2 separate regions of the Homo sapiens genome follow, and region 1 is linked to region 2. Evidence: read pairs that join two places in POLR2A ChIA-PET (ENCODE). Cell type or tissue: HepG2. All regions are shown on one strand. Each heading gives the region's core, and the rest is flanking DNA. Links, peaks and the distances in the headings are about the cores only.

Region 1 (5,381 bases), core at 117-5,116, 910 kb before region 2:
TTTATTTTATTTTATTTATTTTATTTTTTTTGAGACGGAGTCTCGCTGTATCACCCAGGCTGGAATACAGTGGCTCTATCTCAGCTCATTGCAATCTCTGCCTCCCGGGTCCAAGCCTTTCTCCTGCCTCAGCCTCCCGAGTAGCTGGGATTACAGGCACATGCTGCCACACTTGGCTAATTTTTTTCGTATTTTTAGTAGAGATAGGGTTTCACCATGTTGCCCAGGCTGGTCTCCCACTCCAGCTCAAGTGATCTGCCTGCCTTGGCCTCCCGAAGTGCTGAGATTACAGGCGTGAGCCACCACATAAACTTTAGACACAGGTTGTCAGATTTTTCTATGAAAAACCTTGCCTGGATTTTGATTAATATTGCTTCCATTTATAGATTACTTTGGGAAAGAACTGACAATATACTTCTCAGCTGCTTGCTTTTTAAAATATTACTCATAAATATATTTAGATAATTTTTTGTATCATAATATCTACCATCTTCTTTTTTGGGGTGTCTGTATTTTGTCCTATGTGCTGGAACATAATTAAATAAGTCATTTCCTTCTAGTTATAGAAATGTAATTGCTTCTAATTTTTTTTTTTGAGATGGAGTTTTGCTCTTGTTGCGCAGGCTGGAGTGCAATGGCATGATATCGGCTCACCGCAACCTCCGCCTCCCGGGTTCAAGCGATTCTCCTGCCTCAGCCTCCTGAGTAGCTGGGACTACATGCACGTGCCACCATGCCTGGCTAATTTTATGTATTTTTAGTAGAGATGGGGTTTCACTGTGTTAGCCAGGCTGGTCTCAATATCCTGACCTCATGATCCGCCTGCCTTGGCCTCCCAAAGTGCTGGGATTACAGGTGTGAGTCACGTCGCCCAGCTTGCTTCCAATTTTTATAAGTTACAAGAAATTGTACGGTTCATTCATTAATTCTACACAATTCATTAAGCCCTATTTTTTTTTTTTTCAGAGATGGGGTCTTTCTGTGTTGCTCAGGCTGAGGTGCCGTGACTGTTCATAGGGGCAGCCACAGTTCGGGTTCCTGGGCTCAAGTGATCCTCCTGCCTCTGCGTCCTGAGTAGGTGGCACACCCGATGAGCCCTATTCTTTGCATGTGTGTGCCCCTGTACATTTTTGAAAGCATATTTTTAGTATATATTCCTAGAAGTGAAATTATTAAGTCAAAGGTAATAATATCTTTGTATCTTGATAGATATTGATAAAATTCTCTTCAAAAAGTTTACACCAAGTTACGAGTTGCCACTTGACCTATCCCCCATGCGGTTGCCAACAATGAACAAACATTGTCTAATATTTTAAAAGCTTGCCAATCTTATGGAAAAACATGGACTCCCATTATTTTTAAAATTTGCATTTCTGATTACTAGTAGCTTGAGCATTTCTTCAGCCTCTTGTAGTTTTTTTTTTTTTTTTTGAGACAGAGTCTCACTCTGTCACTCAGGCTGGAGTGCAGTAGTGCGATCATGGCTCACTGCTTCCTCGACTTCCTGGGCTCAGGTGATTCTCCCACCTCAGCCTTCCAAGTAGCTGGGACTATAGGCATGCGCCACCACACCTGGCTAATTTTTATATTTTTTGTAGAGAAGGATTTCACCATGTTGCCCAGGCTGGTCTCAAACTCCTGGCCCAAGTGATCCACCGGTTTCAGCCTCCCGAAGTGCTGGGACTACAGGTATGAGCCACCGCACCCGGCCCTGTGGTGAGTTTGTTCATTTCCTTTATCCTTTACAAAACTGGACCACTTGTCTTTTTTAAAAAATTGAGTGAGTTCTGTCTATATTGGGGATTTAATTTTCTGTCTACTTGAGTGACATTTATTTGATTTTAAGATGCTATCAATTGTAGGATGATTTAATCATGTCACTCTGGGATTAAATGAAAGATTATATGCAGATTTCAAAAAGCTGACAACAGCACACATGTACCCATGTACTCAGGTACTATTTTCTTCTTCAGCAGCATCATCAAAATGTGCACTTGAGCCTTCTTTTCCTTCAGAGCCTACACAGATTCTTGCTATCAGCAGCCCTCTGGGATATACCGAAGTGTGTGTCATAACTCTGGCTTGTGGCCTGGACATCTTTAGTAACTTTGGCATTGACAGGTATAATTTTGAGGCACATCAAAGAATACCAAGGCTTTGTCTACATATTCTGTTTTGTTAATCTCATAGTTTCCCTTTTTTTCTCTAGTTGGATTTTATATAATTAGAAGTTAGACAATTTCCCCTGCTTGAAAAGATACCATAGACAAATACAGAAGACAAAAACAGTGGCAACACATTTTGTATTATATTATATTAGCTAGAAGCCTTTGACATAGTGAGGCAGCTGAGTGACAGCTCTTCAGAGTACCTGATTTGCTTATGCCAGTCATTCCTAGCTTTGAGAATTACACAATCAATTCCAAGGACCTGGTGATTTTGATTGTCTTTAGTTATATTATCTGGCCTGAGACAAACAGGCAGCTTTATGTGTATAACTTTTTTTTCTTTTCTTTTTTCTTTTTCTTTTTTTTTTTTTTTGAGACATGGTCTCACTCTGTCTCCTAGGCTGGAGTGCAGTGGTGCGATTGCACCTCACTGCAGCCTTGACCTCTTGAGTTCAAGTGATCCTCCTACCTCAGCTTCCTAATTAGCCGGGACCATGGGCATGCCCTACCATGCCCAGCTAATTTTTAAGCGTTTTTTGCCAAGATGGGGTTTCCCAGGCTGGTCTTGAACTGCTGGGCTCAAGCAATCCTCCCATCTTGGCCTCCCAAAGTGCTGGAATTACAGGTGTGAGCCATTGCATCCAGCCCAAGATACTTTTTTCTAGCATTTTTACAGACTGTTTTCTCTGTTAGAGTCTTTAATCCATTAGACATTTATATATTTTATATTTTTAAAGGGATCTTCAGTGTGGTCTCAATACAATGGAAGCCTCTCCTCTCCCCACTTACTTATCATTCCCCCTTTATCAAACTTAACTTTCCTTTATAAAGGAGTCTGTTTCAGAATTCTGCATTATAACGTTGGTATATGGTATGCCTATATCATATATCAGGTTTGTGCAAAAGTAAATGCAGCTTTGAAAATAATGGCAAAAACCACAATTACTTTTGCACCAACCTAATAGTTTTAGTTTCTGTAGCTTTATAATATGTTCCAATATATGGCACATACGGCTCCCCTTGGGAACCTTCTTTTATCACCTTTATAGTATTGAGTGTTCCCATTCAGGAACATGTTAATGTTTCTATCTATTCACATTTCCCTTTATATTCTATAGCAAGGCTTTCTTACTTTTATTTATTTTTTCTATATAGATCTTATAAACTTGTTAATTTTCTTCTTATGGAATTTATGGGTTTTTTTGGTAGCTACTGGGAATGGTCATCCCCATAACTTTAGTCATGGGTCATTGCTGGGACATAGGAAACTTATGATCATAAAGCATCTATGCTGTAACTGACACATCTTCCCTGGGATAGGAAGGATGTTAGGTCAGTATATTAAAACCTTCAATTTGGTCCACAGCAGGAGGAATCTACCCCATGAAAGCTTATTGATATATTAATACATTTCCTTTGATGTTATTGTGAAGACAGAAAAGTAAATATGTTCTTAGCAGACTGTGAAGAAGCTACTGAAGGGGCTCGGTGCACCTCCATTCTGGAACCAGTCCTGACTATACCTGGGGGTGCATTCTGAGTAGATTTCAAGTTGGGCTTTGGGGCATCCAATATGCCTCTGGAGATGCATCTTCACCCACCTCACACTTCCTATCTGCCCAATCTATGTGCGAGGTGCCTTCTTTGGTTTTCTGGCTGTACTTGAGCTCCCCTGCTGGGATGGGCCCCTTCCTCATGAACCGCAGCCCATGAGAGGGCCTAACCTCCCTAACACTCTCCAATGCTTTCCTCCAGGAAACTGGCCCCTATTTCAAGGGTGCAGGTTGGGGTCTTCTGAATTGCAAGACTGCTGTTCTTTGCAGGACTCTGACCATTGTGTGGCCTAGATCTTCCTGCTGTCACTCCTCCTCCTTGAGTCTAGTCACTGCATCTCTCTGGACTCAGCTTGCACTACGCCCCTCTGAGAGATGGTCAGACCCTCCATCACTGTCTCTACCAATTCTTGGCCTCCTCCCCTTCCTCCCTTCTCTGCCAACTCCCTGCTAAGGTCCCAGAATCTCCCCACATGGTCCAGCCTACACTGGTTTGCACCTACAATTAAAAGTTGACATTTTACTACTTTGACCTTAAGGACGATAGAGCCAAATCTTTGAAGGCATTACCATTTTAATCAATCCACACTAAAGTGTGTCTCTTGGTGGGTGGCTTAGACAGCCATCCTCGCTATGAATGATCATCTTAAACCATGAAATTTATAATACCAAAAGCACCTCAACCCTCTGAACTCCATGACTGTGTGCAAGGTCACAGAAAGACCTAGAAGAGGCTTGTTATTGTCACACCGGAGAATCTGACAAGCTTAAAAAACACAAACCTTTCCCCCATGATTGAAATCTCTACTTACCAACTTCAGGGACACAGTCCTGAGGGTTACAAGATTCTCTCTCTTCTGGTTTCAACTGAGGGTCACAGAGGTTACTTAGAGTCATGTCATCAGACAGACACCGCACTTCCCGGACCCGAAAGCCACCCTGGCAGCTCTTGGAACACTGCATGGGAACAAAGGGAAAACATCAGATTTTTGGGCAGACCAATAGCTCAGCACACTGGAGAAAGAAGACACTGGAAAATCTCAAACATTTCCAAAAGGAGACAGAATATGAAAACAAACTCCCATGTACCTATCAACCAGCTTCAACAATCAGCAACTCATGCCAGGTGTGTCCTATCCATATCCCCAGCCCTCCTGCTCCTCCCACTATTTTGAAGCAAATCTAGACATCTGATCACTTCTTCCATATACTTCAGGCTGTAGCTCTAAAAGACAAGAACTCTTAACAATTACCACAGTATCATTATTCTCCCTAGAAATTACAATAATTTCTTATTCTCTTCAATATAGACTCAGTGTTCCTACTTCCACTTATCTTGCGAATCCTATAGATTTTTTTCTTTTTTGAGATGGAGTCTTGCTCTGTCACCCAGGCTGGAGTGCAGTGGCGTGATCTCGGCTTGCTGCAACCTCCACCTCCCAGGTTCAAGCAATTCTGCTGCCTCAGCCTCCCCAGTAGCTGGGATTACAGGTGCATGCCACCACACCTGGCTAAGTTTTGTATTTTTAGTAGAGACGGGGTTTCGCCATGTTGCCTAGGCTGGTCTCAAGCTCCTGACTTCAGGTGATCTGCCCACCTCGACCTCCCAAAGTGCTGGGATTATAGGCGTGAGCCACTGCACCCAGCCAAGATTTTTTTT
Region 2 (5,381 bases), core at 78-5,077:
ATATGGTCCAGTGCTGCTTAGCCAATGGGTTAAGTATCTCCAGATTCCCAGATATTTTTCTACCCTTATCTATATCCCGTCACTGCATGAAGACCCTGAGGACTTAGAAGTTAAGGTCTTAATTTGATCTTGAAGATGATTTAAACTTCTGGAGTCTCATCTGTAAGGCCAGGACAGTTGCACAGAATGTTTGTTAAGATTTCCATGCAGAAACCTAACCTAATAAGACTCAGTGAACAGGGGTATGGAAATTACCAGTGGGCTGCAGCCTCACTATTTAAACATGTCTTAGTGGCCGGACGTGGTCGCTCACGCCTGTAATCCCGGCAATTGGGGAGTCTGAAGCGGGCGGATCACGAGATCAAGAGATGGAGACCATCCTGGCCAACATGGTGAAACCCCATCTCTACTAAAAATACAAAAATTAGCCAGGCATGGTGGCACACGCCTGTAGTCCCAGCAACTTAGGAGGCTGAGGCAGGAGAATCACCTGAACCCGGAGGCAGAGGTTGCAGTGAGCCAAGATCGCACCACTGCACTCCAGCCTGGGTGACAGAGCGAGACTCCATCTCAAAAATAAATAAATAAATAAATAAATAAATAAATAAATAAATAAATAAATACTTTACATGTACCAGAACTATGGGGATACAATGAGATTAGAGTAATGAGAAAGATATACATGTCTCTGCCTTCATGGAGTTTACTGTCTATTGGGAAATTCAGATGTTAAACAGAGTCAAAAATATGATGCATATTGCAAGAGTATAAACACAGGATGCTATGAACCTACTTATTAACCAAGTGTGGCTGCATAATATCGGATTATTCATTTTAAAAAATGTTTCACTCTATGCCTTGCAACCATTCAAGCAAATATCCAAGTCCATACCTCCTTGCCTCTAGGGTGACCAATTCATCTTGGCTTGCCCAGGATTTTCTTGGTTTTGACACTGAAAGTCCCATGGCCAGGGAAAACTCTCAGTCCTCAAAAAACCAGACAGGTAGGTTATACTTCTTGCCTCAGGGAAAGTCTGGGGCAGAGTTCTCTGGCTTTTGTTTTCAAAAGCCTAAATTCTTTAGGATAACGGACATGAATCCTTCAAAAATTCAATGTCATGAAGCAACAATAACAATATAAAATGGTGAAGGGACTATTCTCGATGTAAATAAATTAGAAGGACATAAACATCAAATGCAATGTGTGACTCTAAATTGGATCCTGGTTTTTGTTCTGAAGCATAATGAACATTCTTGGAATGAAACATTTTGGGGAAATGAATATGAACTCGCTATTAGATAATTTTACGGAACTATCAACAGTTTTGTTAGACGCAACCATGATATTGTGGTTTTGTAGGTGAATGTCTTTCTCTTTAGAAGACAGGCTGAAGTACTGAGAGGTGAAAAAAGATGGTGATAAATTTTTAACGATTTTTGAATTCAGTAGAGTGCATAAGAATGTTCATTTTATTATTATTTCAACCTTTCTGTATTTACGAAACTAATACAAAGTTTTGGGAAAGAAGCCAGTAACCACTAAGCAGAATAGAGATTTGGGTTAAGAGAAATGGCCAGGCATGGGGCCCACACCTGTAATCCCAGCACTGTGGGAGGCCGAGGCAGGAGGATTGCTGAAGGACCCAAGTTCAAGATGAAAGAAACTTGTCCCTGAATTGGAAAAGGCTTCTTCCAGAATGGAAGCAGGAGAAAAAAGGAAGAAAATGACTGTGCTGGTGGTGTTGACTCTAGGCATATGGGGTTATAGAGGGCCTAGCAAAGATCCTAGTGCCCCAAATTTGGCACTGAAGCAGCTAAGAGAGCCCTGACTTAATGATATGGACATCTCAGTTGCTAGATTCCCGGATACACAGATGACTGATGAACAGACACCTGGAATTTTGACCCTAGCCCAAGTTATGAGAAGAACCCAAACTGAAACTGAGATTCCATTTCCATCACCCCAAAGAGTTACATTTTCTCCACATCTGAGTTTATGGACAGCATTGAATGTCCCGTACACTAAACTGGCAAATCCAGAAAAGTTCCCCTGAGTGATATCTTAGCTAAAACCTGAAAGATTAGAAGTTTGCCAGGTAAAAAGGAGAGAATAAGCATGTCACGCATCTGAAACTGCACGTTTAAAGGACAGAAGAGTGGTGCCTTCAGATAAACTAAGAGAAATTCAGTATGGCCAGAGCAGAGGGAGTGAGGGCAAGATGGACATGAGATGAGGGTGGAAAGGCAGCCTGGAGCCAGAATGCTCTAGGCCTTCCAAATTAGGCAAAGGAAATCACCCACACCTCTCCCCTTGGGAACTCCAGGGCCCTGCTCTTCCCTCTCAATGCCTCATCCATCCTGGTGCCCATGCCTCAGGGCCTCTCGGTGTCTTTAGAATGTGCAGTCTGGGCTACAAATTAGAAGTCATCCTGATTAGGCACCAAGTTCTTGCTGTAAAAGTGATGACAAATGGAGAGAAACTGAGTCTGTCACCCATTCTGGGGGGAGCTCTTTCCACTTGAGCCCTTTTACCCACTAATGTTATTAATACACAAACCTAGCCCCTCAAACACTGCCCAAGTATCTGTGGACATTCCCCGGGGGTGTCTCATGTGTGTTCATAGACGAATCTAGCTAGTCACCACCTGGTGTCTGCATGTTGTCCCTCCTTTACTGCCCCAGCCTCCTCTGCTAGACTATACCCTATCCAATGGGCACTACAGGCACTTCCCTGGGCACAACTGTGTCCACCAGGCACCAAAGTCTCCTCCTGCAGCTGATGAGCAGCACAGAAGGTGCCAAAGCTGTGAGATGTTATTCTGAGCAGTGGCAAAAAATGCCTCCCCTCGTGATGTGCACCCTCAGATAGTGGGATCCCAAAGTCATATTCCTTGTGCTGAAATAGTTTATAGGGGTTATAGGAAAACAGGCTTTTCAGTTTTCATGTACAGTCCCCCTAGCTTTCCACAGGGCTCAGATACATGACCACAGAGGTTGGGTAGCAGGGCCTTGGCCCACAGGCAAACAAACACATATCAGACGCTACTCTGTCCCCCAAATCACTCATCTTTTCTGACAATGGAGGCTTTGTTAGTGAGTCAGGCTTGTGGTGCCTGGCTCCTATTTCTCTGGGATGACTATTCTTCTGGGAGGAGCTTCAGTCCCTCCTGTAGGGATTTTTGAATCTGCTAACTGGTTCTCTGAATATGCCAGATATCTGAACTCCAGCAGAGGTCATAGTTTGGGCTCCTCCTGGGACCCACAGCTTTTGTCTGTCTTCTATTAGACCAGAATACTTGAGAAAAGGATGGGGTCTTGTTTGCTCTCATATCCTTGAATGGTGGCATGGGCCTGGCATGTAGGAGATGTTCAATTTGTTGTTTTTATTGAAAGACCATCCCATACCTTCGGTCAGTGGCCACCAAACTTCAGCTTGATGGAAACCACTTGGGAGATTATTAAATACACAGATTTCTAGGCTGTATCTTCAGAGATATGACTCATTTGATCTGGAGTGAAGATGCAGGACTATACATTTAAATAAGTTCCTTAGTAATTCTGATGCCCGTGGTCCTTGAATTTCAGTTTGCCTCTACCTTAGGCAGGCCTGAACCAGGGCCACTATTGGCACAAAGGACCACTTTAGCTCATTTGTGAGAATTAGAAATAGTTACCCTTTTCCCCTCTAGTTGCACCAAGTCTGAGGCCAGGGTGACAGCTTGGTGAGCAGAGTTTAGGCAGTCATTTCATCCCTTTATCCCCTATGCCAAGCATCCTCGTGCTGTGTACAACCTGAACAATTGTTTGCAGCAGGCTGGTCTGATGCCTGCTCCTGCTAAGAAATAGTGCACATGAGAAATGCATCTTTGAGTCACCCAGTCCCTCAGTAAACTCTAGGAAGATGCTGGGGTTGAATTGTGCTGGTTACTTGCACCTGGAGATCAGATGAACCACTAGCCTGAGTCTCCAGACCTGTTGGGAGGAACCTGAAAAATATGGCTTGAAAGACCGAACACAGAGGTTCTTGAATTTTGCTGCATGTTGGAATCATTTTGGGAGCTTTGAAAGCTAGGTATAATGCCTGATGCTTAATGTCTAGGTCTTAACCCCAGAACTTAATTGGTAGGGCATCAGAATTTTTTTTTTTTTTTTTTTTTTTTGAGACGGAGTCTTGCTCTGTCGCCCAGGCTGGAGGGCAGTGGTACAATCTCAGCTCACTGCAACCTCTGCCTCCTGGGTTCAAGCGATTCTCCTGCCTTAGCCTCCTGAGTAGCTGGGACTACAGGCACGTGCCACCATGCCCAGCTAATTTTTTGTATTTTTAGTAGAGACGGGGTTTCACGTTGTTAGCCAGGATGGTCTCGATCTCCTGGCCTTGTGATACGCCCGCCTCGGCCTCCCAAAGTGCTGGGATTACAGGCGTGAGCCACCGCGCCCGGCCAGCCTCAGAATTTTTAAAAGCCCCCCAGGTGATTCTAAGATTCTAACATGCAACTTAAGTTGAGAATTTCTGACCTAATGAAGCCCTCACCCTGATCAGGGAGAAGCATTGACTGCTGTGTGTCTTCCTGGGGAATGGAGGACCAGGGTGGGCTCGCCCTTCAGGCCGGAGTAGGCAGCTGGCTCTCTTGCTATGTGTGGTCCAGCTTTGTGTAAATTCTTTAGGTTTTCCCTCAAGAAAAAAATGAGTACCTGTGCCTGTGTTTCTTAGAATTTCTACCAATCACTTTCATACCTGCTGTTACTGATCACTCGCCTAGATCTAGTCCTTCTTTCACCCTTCTAAAATAAAACCCATCTATTTTTTCTTTTTAAGACAGAGTCTCACTCTGTCACCCAGGCTGGAGTGCAGTGGTGTGATCTTGGCTCACTGCAGCCTCCACCTTCTGGGTTCAAGCAATTCTTCTGCCTCGGCCTCCCGAGTAGCTAGGACTACAGGCGCACACCACCATGCCCGGCTAAGGGTCTCCATCTATTTTTAACTTGTGACATTCCTCATCAGTTTGATAAACCAGTCCTCCACAAGACATAAATGGCAGGTAAAGCTTGAATATACTTTCCAAAGTATGTGTCAAAACAATTTGATAATATGCCACAAAGAAATTAATATTATGAGAGCAAGACGTTATCTTTAAATGGTGGGACCCAAACTGGGGATGTTGTTGCTTTGTGGGGAGCACCTCAAACTTAGGGGAGTGGGAGACAGTACTGAGGGCCTTTTAGAAAACCCTACTCTTTTTACCACCTGCAGCAATGACCCGACTTCCATTCATAATGCTGATAATGCTATTCTTCTGAAGGGAGAGAAGAAGAAGGAATAAAGAATCTGGTTCCCCCACTAGAACACGAGCTCCTATGCTAATAGGGGGAACTACATTCTA

What was found. Peaks named below come from ENCODE experiments on the same cell type or tissue, not always from the same donor. Only the 100,000 strongest peaks of a DNase experiment are listed, where the experiment ranks them.
Region 1: POLR2A ChIA-PET joins it to region 2 with 5 read pairs; 2 of 35 experiments call an interaction of 5 or more read pairs at or near these places.

Annotation. Positions count from the first base shown.
Region 1 is chr15:71,770,361-71,775,741 of GRCh38, reverse strand. It overlaps THSD4 (thrombospondin type 1 domain containing 4), which reads right to left. Exons shown (of 18, transcript NM_024817.3): 17 at 4,534-4,678. Among named protein-coding and RNA genes, the nearest start is that of NR2E3, 38 kb to the left of the region's middle. In HepG2, for the core only: no CTCF peak of the experiment used is centred there; no DNase peak of the experiment used is centred there.
Region 2 is chr15:70,861,357-70,866,737 of GRCh38, reverse strand. It overlaps a transcript of LRRC49 not described here. Among named protein-coding and RNA genes, the nearest start is that of LARP6, 9.9 kb to the right of the region's middle. In HepG2, for the core only: no CTCF peak of the experiment used is centred there; a DNase peak (open chromatin) is centred at 3,077.